3 separate regions of the Mus musculus genome follow, and regions 2 and 3 are each linked to region 1. The links are chromatin loops, found by intact Hi-C in ENCODE. Cell type or tissue: heart. All regions are shown on one strand. Links, peaks and the distances in the headings refer to the core of each region. The heading gives the core; the rest is flanking DNA.

The links. Peaks named below come from ENCODE experiments on the same cell type or tissue, not always from the same donor. Only the 100,000 strongest peaks of a DNase experiment are listed, where the experiment ranks them.
Region 2: it touches region 1 in a loop (2.1-fold over the local background); 6 of 42 quality-filtered maps call a loop at or near these places.
Region 3: it touches region 1 in a loop (2.8-fold over the local background); 6 of 42 quality-filtered maps call a loop at or near these places.

What each region holds. Positions count from the first base shown.
Region 1 is chr15:97,245,373-97,249,686 of GRCm38, reverse strand. It overlaps Amigo2 (adhesion molecule with Ig like domain 2), which reads left to right and starts at 2,400. Exons shown (of 2, transcript NM_001164602.1): 1 at 2,400-2,714; 2 at 3,090-4,314. The coding sequence starts at 3,148. It overlaps Pced1b (PC-esterase domain containing 1B), which reads right to left and starts at 2,580. Exons shown (of 6, transcript NM_172293.4): 1 at 2,523-2,580. In heart, for the core only: CTCF peaks have their summits at 1,659 and 2,630; DNase peaks (open chromatin) are centred at 1,216, 2,266 and 3,266; H3K4me3 peaks cover 2,420 bases; H3K27ac peaks cover 2,065 bases; H3K27me3 peaks cover 537 bases.
Region 2 is chr15:97,325,771-97,330,084 of GRCm38, reverse strand. The region is part of intron 3 of Pced1b (PC-esterase domain containing 1B); the gene reads right to left. Among named protein-coding and RNA genes, the nearest start is that of Gm33325, 30 kb to the left of the region's middle. In heart, for the core only: a CTCF peak has its summit at 2,405 (motif pointing left); no DNase peak of the experiment used is centred there.
Region 3 is chr15:97,371,645-97,375,958 of GRCm38, reverse strand. Pced1b (PC-esterase domain containing 1B) reads right to left here. Exons shown (of 6, transcript NM_172293.4): 5 at 1,810-2,003. Among named protein-coding and RNA genes, the nearest start is that of Gm33325, 16 kb to the right of the region's middle. In heart, for the core only: no CTCF peak of the experiment used is centred there; a DNase peak (open chromatin) is centred at 2,008; H3K4me3 peaks cover 829 bases; H3K27ac peaks cover 1,499 bases.

The DNA.
Region 1 (4,314 bases), core at 1,147-3,646:
TCATGAAAACGTCACTGAATGCCAACCAAATGTCAGCTGGGACCCTGACAGAGGAAACGGCTGTCTTCACAGAATTTTCCTTATAGTGGAGAGCGGGTGCTATGGTTTGAATACGATTTGAGTGTGTCCCTCCAAAATCCACTTGATAGAAGTCTGACCATATGTGACCATATTAGGGTGTGACGCTTCGAGGAGGTGGGGTCTATGTCGAGCCATTGATTCATGGAGGCTCACCCATGGACAGGATTAATGAAGGTCTCAAGGGACCACTGGTGCTAAAGTTGTTACACAAATAACAAATGTGGGTCCTGAACCTCTCTGGCACGCTGTGCCTCTATGTTGCTCCCTGACTTACTCTTCAACCATCCACCCTGCTGTGAGTACCCTGTGGGTTCTCCTCTAGAGGCAGGACTGAGCAAGAGGTATGACCTTGGACAGCCAATCTCTATAATTGTGGGTTCAATTTCATTTGAGAAAGGCGCCCCATTTAGGTATTTTGTTATAGCAACCGAACATTGACTAACATGGTGGAGATCCATGAGGTGATAAAGGTTATCAAATAAATAAACCTGAAAAAAAAACATTACCTTCCGCAAAGTAAGGCCATACCTTTTGCTATTACTGAAGTCAGCTTTCTTGTCTCCAGGCTAGTAAACACACACCTTTCATGCCTCTCTTGCCTTTGACATGCATGGGAGTCCAGAGAGCTGGTCTTATATAGACCTGCCCCCTGCGAGTTTGTGTACAGCTGGTTTATGCTGTGGGGTGATGGCAAGATACTTCTGAGAGTTGCCTGCAGGTATAGCATAACTTCCACTCTCCACTTCTTAAAAAAAAAAAAAACCACCCATTTTAGATCATTTTGTGATAAGCACGGGTTAACCAGCTTCCCAATTTCCTTCCATTTAGGACTGCAAAACCCAGTCACTTACTGGTCATTTAAATAACATTCCTTTGATTACCTGACTCCATTTCCAGGTGACCGCTCAGCTTTGTGACTTTGAGCCTTAAACCCGAGGTTTTCTTGGGGGAAGCCCGGGGGTTGGGGGTGTGCGTGTGGTCTGATAGGAATCTTAAACCTATTTCTCTGGGGAAATGAAGAATGCACCCCTGGAGCACACTAGGCTGGATGCTTGTGGTTTTAAAAGTCAATCTTTAGTGAAAGTGAAACTAACAGGAACCAAGTTGCCCTCCCTTGAAAACCCTGAATCGCTGAGCTCTCCCGGAACCAGTCCACATTAACGCAACACACAGGTCCATCAGATCCATGCCAAAAACTCACTCAGGAAGTTTTCCGATAAATTTAAGGATGCCGTGGGGGGGGGGGGGGATCATTTTGGTTTTTAAAGTTGTATTCATGTGCTCTGCCCTCACTGTCTCCCCAATTTTGTCTACCTTTCATTGGCTCCCTAAGCCCTTCTACTGTGGCTAGCATGGTTTTTTAGGGACAGTAATTTATTTCTTTTAATCCGTACACAACGGCCAAATGGATCACTTGGCTCAGTCAAATCCCATCGTTTAAGCCTTTAAACAAGAATGGATTTGTAATCGAAAAGCCCACCAGCTTCAAGCTCTCTCCCTCATTTTCACATGGCCTTGTTCAGCTTGTGCCTTCCGAGAATGCTAGCTCAGTCTACTGGAGCCCTGGTGGCTGTAGGGCCTCTAGGGGACAAGTCCTTCTGCGTAGCCACCCCTACCGAATTAATCCTAGTCCTGAAGCCGCCAGCGCGACTCTGGATTTTTTTTGTTTTTGTTTTTTTTGTTTATTTTTTTTAAAGGCTAATGCCCTTATCTGTGCATTCCAACCGGAAGCCTTCTTTCCTGCCCCTTTGCTTCTAGAGCTGGGCCCGGTGCCTCGGGCCGCCGTCTCCGAGTTAGGAAAAGGGCTCGAACTTTCCCAGGGAACCGGGGGGCGTCCCCGCGGCGCCTCCGCACCCCCTCCCCCCGCAAAGCCCCGGTGGTGCCCGAGGGAACGCGCCGCGGCCCTCGCTCCTGTCCTCCTCCTCCTCCTCCAAACCCGGGCGGGGACCCCAGCAAGCACCCGGTGCACAGCGCCCGCCAGGCCCCTCGCCCCAGCCCCTAAAGCCAGGCTCCGAGATCGGGGTGGGGTGCCACCTGCGGGCCACCGCCCGCGGGCTCCGGCGCGCGGCACCCCGGCACCCTGGGCGGCTCCCTACCGGGCTGGGCGGCTCCCCCGCGGGCGCGGGGCGAGGGGCGCGGGGCCTGGGGGTGCAGAGTCGCAGGCCTCGCTGCGGTCCCACCCGGCCGAGAGGCGGCGCGGAGCCCGCACGGGGCCGCCTCTGCGATTGGCTGCGCCCCCCCTCCCCTGCTCCGCCCGCCGCGGCGCCCGAGGAGCGAGGACGCGGGGACCCGCCTCCCGCCCGCTCCCGACCCCGGGCGCACGGGATAAAAGGCGGGCGGCGGGCGCGGGAGCCCGGGCCCTGCAGCCTGCGAGCGCCACCGGCGGGCCGGCTTCCCCCGCCGCCCACCCCGCTCCCGGCGCGGCCGAGCTCCGGCGGTACCTGCAGCCGAGCGAGAGAGCCGGGGAGCCCGCGCCGCTGCCTCGAAACTCGCCAAAGTTGAGAGGCTGCCGCCCACCGGGAGCTGGAGGGAAGGTGCGAGCGCGCGGGGCGCAAACCGGCAGGCGGACGCGCGGACCTTCCGAGCGCACCGCCGTCGGCGGCCTCTCCGAGCCGCTGCGGCTTCCCAGCGCTGTGAGTGGTCGGCTAGACCGACGGCTGGCTAAGTATTTCCGTTCAATTGTTTATGGGATGCGATTGTGTGTTTTTGTGTGTGTCGGTGGAGGGAGTTAAGGCAGAATGCATCCTTTAGAAACAAAAACACACAAAAAAGCCTGAGTTTCTCATGCTGAGACTGTCGCATTGAGAGAAGGTACCTGGAAATCTCACTGAGTTGGAGTAATCTAGGAAAAATGCATATAACAGGTTCTTTATTAAAAAGCCACCCCTGTTGGAGATGGAACCCATTTCAAAAGTTAATTGGAATGAAAGCAATTACGGAATAACTCTAACGGGTTAACTAGTGGCAGTTAACTTGTACTTTTCTCCCGTTTTAAATGTTGTTACCAGATTGGTGGGAGACTGAGCTGATGAGAAGCGACTGGCAAGAGACTCAGAGGCGACCATAATGTCGTTAAGGTTCCACACACTGCCCACCCTGCCTAGAGCTGTCAAACCGGGTTGCAGAGAGCTGCTGTGTCTGTTGGTGATCGCAGTGATGGTGAGCCCCAGCGCCTCAGGAATGTGCCCCACTGCTTGCATCTGTGCCACCGACATTGTCAGCTGCACCAACAAAAACCTATCTAAGGTGCCCGGGAACCTTTTCAGACTGATTAAAAGACTGGATCTGAGCTATAACAGAATCGGACTGTTGGATGCCGACTGGATCCCGGTGTCGTTTGTCAAGCTGAGCACCTTAATTCTTCGCCACAACAACATCACCAGCATCTCCACGGGCAGTTTCTCCACAACCCCAAATTTAAAGTGTCTGGACTTATCATCCAATAGGCTGAAGTCGGTAAAGAGTGCCACATTCCAAGAGCTGAAGGCTCTGGAAGTACTGCTGCTGTACAACAACCACATTTCCTATCTGGACCCCGCAGCGTTCGGGGGGCTTTCCCACTTGCAGAAACTCTATCTGAGTGGGAACTTTCTCACACAGTTCCCTATGGATTTGTATACTGGGAGGTTCAAGCTGGCTGATCTGACATTTTTAGATGTTTCCTATAATCGAATCCCTTCCATACCGATGCACCATATAAACTTAGTGCCGGGGAGACAGCTGAGAGGCATCTACCTTCACGGGAACCCATTTGTATGTGACTGTTCTCTGTACTCGTTGCTGATCTTTTGGTACCGTAGGCACTTTAGCTCCGTGATGGATTTTAAGAATGACTATACCTGTCGCCTGTGGTCTGACTCCAGGCACTCCCACCAGCTGCAGCTGCTCCAGGAGAGCTTTCTGAACTGTTCTTACAGCGTTATCAACGGCTCCTTCCACGCACTTGGCTTTATCCACGAGGCTCAGGTTGGGGAGAGGGCGATCGTCCACTGTGACAGCAAGACTGGCAATGGAAATACTGATTTCATCTGGGTCGGTCCCGATAACAGGCTGCTGGAGCCAGATAAAGACATGGGGAACTTTCGTGTGTTTTACAACGGAAGTCTGGTCATAGAGAACCCTGGCTTTGAGGACGCCGGGGTATATTCTTGTATCGCAATGAACAGGCAGCGGCTGTTAAACGAGACGGTGGATATCATGATCAACGTGAGCAATTTCACCATAAACAGATCC
Region 2 (4,314 bases), core at 952-3,451, 81 kb before region 1:
AATTTAATTTAAAAACAGTGGTGCAGTCAGTGATGAGCATGATACAACAGAAAGGACACTCTAAGAGTGTGGTGGTGCACAGCTGTAATCAGGAGGCTGAAGCAGGAGAAAGCGCGCACTTAAGACTAAACCTAAAGTGGGCTGGAGAGATGACTCAGAGGTTAAGAGCAGTGGCTGCTCTTCCAGAGGTCCTGAGTTCAATTCCCAGCAACCACATTACAGAGGGTGGCTCACAACCATCTGTAATGGGATCTGATGCCCTCTTCTGGTGTGTCTGAAGACAGCACCAATGAACTCCTATACATAAAATAAATAGTTCTTTAAAAAACCAAAAAACAAAAAGACTAACCTGAGGTCCACAGCCAGCTACATACCTTGTCTCAAAATGCCTAAGACAAGATGTAAAACATACACTGGCTGCCACCTTGGGTGTATTAGAAACCACAGAAGCTAAACGCATAAAGCACTCTGAAACAGAGAGAACATCAGTTAGTGTATTTTATTTGGAACTATGGAGATTCAGTGAAAGCCAAGTTAGCACTCTGGGTAACATTAGACAGCAGTGAGGCCGAAGCAGTGTGGTTTGGGAAACTCCACCCATGAGACAGTGCCTTGGCTTGGGCCTGTGTGAAACTGAAGACCTGTGAGAAAAGGCAGATGCAGGAAGGACTGTCCTAGGGAGCACTACCTAAGACCCTGGTGTAAGTCACCCTACGCTGTGACAGAAGGAACAATCTACCTCAAGATGGAGGGCAGAGTAGGCAGTGGTGGGGCAGGGGGAGGTGTAGGTGGTGGTGGGGCAGGGGGAGGTGTAGCTGGTGGTGGGGCAGGGGGAGGTGTAGCTGGTGGTGGGGCAGGGGGAGGTATAGGTGGTGGTGGGGCAGGGGGAGGTGTAGGTGGTGGTGGGGCAGGGGGAGGTGTAGGTGGTGGTGGGGCAGGGGGAGGTGTAGGTGGTGGTGGGGCAGGGGGAGGTGTAGGTGGTGGTGGGGCAGGGGGAGGTGTAGGTGGTGGTGGGGCAGGGGGAGGTGTAGGTAGTGGTGGTGAGGTAGGGGCAGTGTAAACCATGGTAGGGTGGATGAGAACAGACCCTGTCTCCTGGCCCCTCTTGCCCACTGTCCCTGGCCTTAAGTCCCCTTTGCAGGATCACAGTCCAGGACATCTCACTCTGCATTCAACGGAGCAGGAAAATAATCATTTAACTGTTTCTGCCAGCCTCAGGACCAATTCCTCATGAAGGCTCCTGTGGCAGCACAATAGTATTAATAACTGTGTGGGCTCTTCTTTTCTTCATCTGTCTTTTGCTCTGAGGGCCTCAGCCAACAACTTAGAACTGTAGGAGGAAAAGATACTTTCTTCTCCTGTTTTAAACCGTAAGTTCTTAGAAAGTACCAAGTAGAAAATATTCATATTTTTGTGCAATCGGGAAACATTACGAAATTCAGTCATATTTCCCATTACAAAAAAAAAAAAAAAAAGAATGATTTCTTTTAAAGTCAGATTTTGTAGACCATGCTTGCTGATAGAAATGGGAAGGCTGACAGGATTTCTAGATGTGTTAAGAATAAGTGGGGGGTTGGAGAGATGGCTCAATGGTTAAAAAGCGCCTCCTGTTGTTACAGAGCCCCCCCTCACCACCACCCTCCGGAGCCCCCCCCCCCCCCCCGCCCCGGGGTCAGTTCCCAGCATGCACTGGGTGACTCCAGTTCCAGGTGATCTGATGCCCTCTCCTGACATTTGTGGGCACCGGGCATGCACGTGGTGCACTTAGATGCAGTAGGCAAAACACTCAGATGTATAAGATACAAGGAAAAGCAAAACAGGAGCAAAAGTTTGGCCAAACTGTAATCAACGCTTGCTTCCTAATTTTCTCTAAAATAGAGCAAAACCAAGGTGGTGTTCCTGGTGCTAGCTACCCCGTAACAACGCTCAAAAGAATTTTTTTTTTTAAGTAGAAAAAGAAAAAAAAAAAAGTTGCCGGGCGTGGTGGCGCACGCCTTTAATCCCAGCACTCAGGAGGCAGAGGCAGGCGGATTTCTGAGTTCAAGGCTAGCCTGGTCTACAGAATGAGTTCCAGGACAGCCAGGGCTATACAGAGAAACCCTGTCTCAAAAACCAAAAAAAAAAAAAAAAAAAAAAAAAAAAGTTATAGGATGCAAAATTTACGATCGGAAAAGCAAAGCGGTGAAGATAGTAGTGGAAACCGTGAGGTAAGGCCAGCAGGGTGAACCAACAGGAGCGCGGATGAGCGAGAGACAAGGAAGCGCTCGCTGGAAGCGGCTGCACCGAGTTAGTTAGGGGTAGCATCTCGCCGAGAGAAGGCTCAGTGGTTAAGATCTGCTTGCTCTTGCTTTAGACCCAAATTTGGTTCCTAGCACACACGGTGGCTCACTGGGCCCTCTGGTGGCCACTGTGGGTACTACACATGCACATGGCGCATAGACACACACAAAGGCATAACAACATCATACATAAAATAAACACATCTTTTTAAAAACCGTTTTTGTCTGTCTGTTTGTTTGTTTTTAAAGTGGAGACTTCAGTGCGTCTGGTCTAAAGCTAAATTATCTTGGGTTAACTCAGCCTCTGAATAACCAATTTCTGTCCCCTGCGTGTGTGACCCAACATCTTTGTGATGACAAAGCCTGAAAGTATCGTTAAGAAGTATATGAGGCCAATGACAGAGGTTTCCTGTTTCCATCTTCCGTTTGAAAAGCGCCTGAGTTATGACTTTCTTTGCTTTGCTCACTACAAACTCTGTGAAACAGTTTGGACATTGGAACCCAGTATTCAGGTACACTACAGCCGATTTTATGGGCCACGATCCCTCATCATTGGTTCCAGAATAAACCATTTCCCCACTTCTTCGCAGCGACTGTTGGGTTTTCGTGTTGATAACGCAGAAGTGGACAATGACTTCCTTTTATTCCGTGAATCAGTCAAACCATCACTCCCTTCGCTAAGGGGCTTTTTTACTGTGAGCACAACTGACCAGTTAGCCACCCATTGCTTGGCTCATTAATTTTGCAGCAGTACTGAGTTAGATGGTGTTAGGCAAGGCTATCCTCCTAGCCAAACTGCTGCCATCTTCAGGAGCCCGGGCGTAACAGGCGTAATTACTCACCCCAGTCCATGAGCTGTCAGGAATCATGCTATAAAAGCATGGTCCAGCTGTAGAGATGGCTCAGAGGTTAAGAGCACTGACTGCTCTTCAGAAGGTCCTGAGTTCAAATCCCAGCAACCACATGGTGGCTCACAACCACCCATAAGGAGATCTGACGGCCTCTTCTGGTGAGTCTGAAGACAGCTACAGTGAACTTACATATAATGATATATATATCTTTTGAGAGAAAAAAAAAAGCATGGTCAATGAGAGGGAGGGCTAGTCCTGACGTAACCCACGGAAGTCACAGCCCAGCATTGATCTTTTGTTTGTTTGTTTTCCTTTTTCTTGTTAAAGATTTATCTATTTATTTTATGTCTATGAGTGCACTGTAGCTGTACAGATGGTTGTGAGCCACCATGTGGTTGCTGAGAATTGAACTCAGAACCTCTGCTCTCTCCAGCCCCGCTCGTCTGGCCCAAATATTTATTTATTTCAGCTCCCTGTTTGTTTTTGAGACAGGGTTTCTCTGTGTAGCAGCAATGGCTATCCTGGAACTCTATCTGTAGCCTCAGTTGGCCTTGAACTCTAAAGAGCTCTGCCTGCCTCTGCCTCCTGAGTGCTGGGACTAAAGCCACAGCATTGATCTTAACAGGTGCATTTATTGCTCCATGATTCTGCTGAGTTGATAAACTTATAATTCCATTTGGTAAAATACAGTCAAATCAATACGACATGCTGGCCTTTTACACTGATTAGAGGCCCAGTTTGAAAACTATCCTGTAAGAGCCCCTGAAGAGTTCTTCCATGTGGCGTCCTCCTCCCGTGCCCCTTCCCTTGTGTACTAGCTGGCGTTGTGTGTCAACTCGACACAAGCTGGAGTTATCAGAAAGGAAGGAGCCTCAGGTGAGGAAGTGCCTCCACAAGATCCAGTTGTAAGTGGATCAATTAGTGACTAGTGGGGGAGGGTCCTGCCCATTGTGGGTGGTGCCATGCCTGGGCTGGTGGTCCTGGGTTGTATGAGAAAGCAAGCCGAGCAAGCCAGGGGAAGCAAGCCAGTAAGCAGCATCCTTCTATGGCCTCTGCATCAGCTCCTGTGTCCAGGTTCCTACCCTGTATGAGTTCCTGTCCTGACTTTCTTTGGTGATGAACAGCAGTGTGGAAGTGTAAGCTGAATAAACCCTTTCCTTCCCAACTTTCTTCTTGGTCATGAT
Region 3 (4,314 bases), core at 952-3,451, 130 kb before region 1:
ATACTGTGTAACAGATTCCACGTTAATAATATTAATCAACATAGTAGATAACATATGGGTATACATTCTCTCATTATATATGTAAGGTAGAACTACATGCATATTGAAAATATGCTTTAGGATTTTGCAACATTTTCAGGAGGTGAGTAGTATTCGGTTTTTGCTTCTGGTTTACCATAGTTTACATGACTAATTTTTGGGGTGGTGGTGGTGGTGGTGGTGGTGTGTGTGTCCCCGATCATCTGGGATCAAACACAGGATCTGTTTAAGATCAGTTTTGTCAGAGATTCTTCCTTTGTCCTTCAGACAGCTGTCTCCTTCCTCCTTAATGCTTGGTTTGCTACTTGAGTTAACTCGCCCTGTCCTGCAGGCTGTCCTCACTCAGGTTCCCCCTGCCTCCACATGCCAGCTGGTCTCAGGAGTCCTCTGGTCCAGGTCTCCTCTGATGTGCCCTGGCTTGCCCATCCATCACCCTATGCCTCCTCACATCGGACATTCACAGTGGGTCCTCACAGGCCGGTGAGGTGAAAACTTAGTCTACTTACAGAGAAAACTTAGTCTACTTACAGAGAAATCAACAGAAGCTATGCAAAATAGCCCAAGACTGCTCAGCTGGCAAAAGCCAGAACTGGCTGGCCTGCTATAGATAGCAAGAAGTCTTCTGATGAATTAGATAAGATTGGGGCTTAGGTTTCCTTTCTTTGGGTTAAAAAAAAATTATATTGCCGGGCGTGGTGGCACACGCCTTTAATCCCAGCACTCGGGAGGCAGAGACGGGCGGATTTCTGAGTTCGAGGCCAGCCTGGTCTACAAAGTGAGCTCCAGGATAGCCAGGGCTATACAGAGAAACCCTGTCTCGGGGAAAAAAAAAAAAACCAAAACAATTATTTTTATATATATATATAGTTTCAAAACCTGAGCTTTTAACTCAGCTATACAGATTTGTTAAAAGGAAAAGAAGGAAGTAAAATTATCTAGAAAGAAAAATATGCATGTGGTCTCCCTCCTGGTTATTCTCGGCCAGGAAAACTATTTTGCACACAGCTTTAAACGCTTCCACAAGGACACAAAGCAGGTAAGGAGCTTCTCTGGTTCGTAATAACGTAATAACTAATTAGCCTTATTACTTGCGGTGAAATGAAGCATTTCAGCCAGGGTTTAGCAACACCAACCTGGTAACATTGTTTCAGGCTCCTCTGGCGACCTTTAAGTGATTTAACTTGCTTACCCTTGTGTTCCTCGTAAGAAGCCTAAGAAACAGGTGCTTTTCTTTTTTACACATTCAAAGATCAAGGTTGACAGGGAATGGGCTCCCTGCTTCACAGCCACAGGCTCATGGGAAGCAGGGCTGGGGTGCCGAGCCTCTGTGGTCAATCACAACAGACAGGATTGCATAGACAATAAATAGATACCGCACCTCCTTTTCTCTTCAACGTGGAACTGGCTGTTTTTCTGTATCTTTTTCTTTTCTTCTTTAAGGTGTTTAATTGTTTACCAGTGTAGACCACATAACTAACAGCTTGTCCTTTGGTGCCACCAAGTCTGGTGCCTGGAGTTTCCCATCCCTCCCCCCCCCCACCTGCTCATTGACTCCTTACAGTAGAGATCTGAGAAATGATGATCGATCTGAAAATTTAAATGTATATTTAAAAGAGAATGGGGAATCTCCCAAGATCTTTCTTCCTCAGTTACATAGGGAGGAGGAGGGGGAGGAGAAGGAGGAAGATAGCCTGGGCTACAAGAGACCCATTAGCGAAAGAAAAAAAAAAAAAAAACAAAACTGAAAACAGAAAGCTGGGGAGTACTTACTTATGGAAACCACTGGTGACTTTTTTAAAAAAGGTGACTCTCTGTTGATTCTAGATCCTTCCCTAGATAGAGTCCTTTCCTGGCTGTAGATCAGAATGGCCCAGGCTCTGTCTTCGGGGTAAATAAGTTCAGCGCTGGGTGCTGCAACTTTCACAAGGCAGTGTCTGGGGAGGTGATGCCATTTCCGGTGGCCTCTGGGGCAAATGACAGGATACAACGTTTGCTCTCTTGCTTTAGGAACAATAATGACCTAAGTTTTAAGACTGCGCCGTTAACGTGGACGAGACCTGACGTGGTGGGTTGGCTCTGAATTCATTTTTATGTTGCCTTTCTCAGTAATTTAAATGTGACCCTTTGTGTTCTCTTAAGAGTTTGGGTCCTCCGTTTTTACTATGCCGGTGTGGCGAATACGAAGCAGAAAGCATTCGGCGTGGGAAAGAGAAGTTGAGGGGAGAGATTTGGGGAGATGAGAGATTTCTCCCTTCTCATTTAGTAGCCTTCATCCTGTGTTGGGGGAGGGGGAGGCTCTGCTTTTAACCCAGCCTCCCTCTCGGTCTGCACGAAGCTCGGTAGGGGGGAAGGACTGCCCTCCCCCCCCCCCCCCCCAGCTGGGAGTCGGGATATAGGCCCAAGGGAGTCCAGAAAAAGTCAGAGCTGTGACCGGGAGCCAGGTAAATGCGGGAAAGGTCAGAGTCAGCCCGGCGGTCCCTTCGACTCCCTCTCGCAGACTCCCACTGGAAGCTGTCATCTGCTGTGAAAGAAAGGGCCTCTGATTTAGCAGATAAGCTCTGGCCTTGGGTTCTGCTTGGGATGATCTCATTGTGGGGGGGAGGGACTCTCACCTCCTACTAATACTGAGATGAAAGAAGGAGGAAATGAATCAGAAAAAAAAAAAAAAAAATCAACCTAGGAGAAGAGAAACTTAAAAAAACAACAAAAACAGCTTTAAAAAAATAGTGGCTTTTTAGTAGGTGTTCTAAACACTTCAGAGCAAGCCTTAGAATTGAAGTTACTGTTTTGTGTGCTCCTTTGTATGTCTGTGTGTAAAACTCCGGCCCTGCCCTGTCTCCCTCTGAGCTCCAGCCTCAGCTTCTAACTTCCATCACAATAAACAGTAGAAAGTGTGGAACAAGAAACACTCTGCAGTGAGACCAGTGTAGGCCCAAGCTCACAATCCCAGCACTCGGGAGGGCAGTAGCTGGATCTACACAAAGCCCAGGCCTGTAACCCAACTTTTGTCTACTTAGTGGGCTCCTTTTTCTTCCACCCTTCTCCAAACCCCTTCTTCTACCCTTTCAACCCCAGAATCTCTAGGTGGGAGAGAAAAAGGGGTGGAGGGGAAAGTAGTCTACAATGGCCTTAGACTACTTCCTGCTGGTTAGGGGCGTTCCTTGGGGCAAGTTTGATCTTCGCTGTCAATTGATCTAATTTCTTCTTTCCTCTTTTTGCATACAACTATCATCTAACCACCAGTCGACCAGCCCTTCTACTGGGGCTCTCGTGTTTATACATCCTTTGATTAATTCCCAGAGTTCCAAACGGTCACACACTGGCAAAAAAACTATCAAACGATCTGCAGCTGGCAAAATCACCCCCCTCCCTGCCAGTGCACGAGGTAAGTCACAGCGAGCTGCTGTGCACAGTCTGAAGCAGCTCCGTATCCCACACCTGGGATCAAAACAAAACATATTCTTATAATATTTCTGTGTTAAACAAACATAGGAACAACAATATGAACTAGCCAGTACCCCCAGAGCTCCCTGAGACTAAACCACCAACCAAAGAAAACACATGGTGGGACTCAAGGCTCTAGTCGCATATATAGCAGAGGATGGCCTAGTCGGTCATCAATGGAAGGAGAGGCCCTTGGTCCTGTGAAGGTTCTATGCTACAGTGTGGGGGAATGCCAGGGTCAGGAAGTGGGAGTGAGTGGGTTGGTGAGCAGGGGGAGGGGGAAGACGATGGGGGTTTTTGGAGGGGAAACCAGGAAAGGGGGTAACATTTGAAATGTAAATAAAGAAAATATCTAATAAAAGAAAAGAAAAAAACAAGGGGGGAAGGGTATGGGGGACTTTTGGGATAGCATTTGAAATGTAAATGAAGAAAATACCTAATTAAAATAAACAAATAAATAAATAAAAAAGAAAAAGGGGGATCAAAACCCCAAAATAAAACAAAATTCTCAGTACACAGGCCAGCCTGAGCTATAGAGGAGACCCTGTCTTCAGCACAAATAACAAAGGGTCCCAGGGCAGTCCTGAATTCCCCCTGTATGCTTTGTTCAGGGTCTTGTTTCTTTACTAATGAGTTATGAGGTAGGCTAGGCTACAAAATTAGTTCATTGTCATTTCTTGAAAATAATTTATCTCCTCAACTAGCCCACATGTGCATAAAGTTTAATCCCGCACTTCTGTGTTCTTCTCGCCTTGCCTAAATTATTTCTCTCATCTTGACCAAACTTTTCTGTGTTGCAATGAATTCTAATACAGTCATTACAGTGTCTCC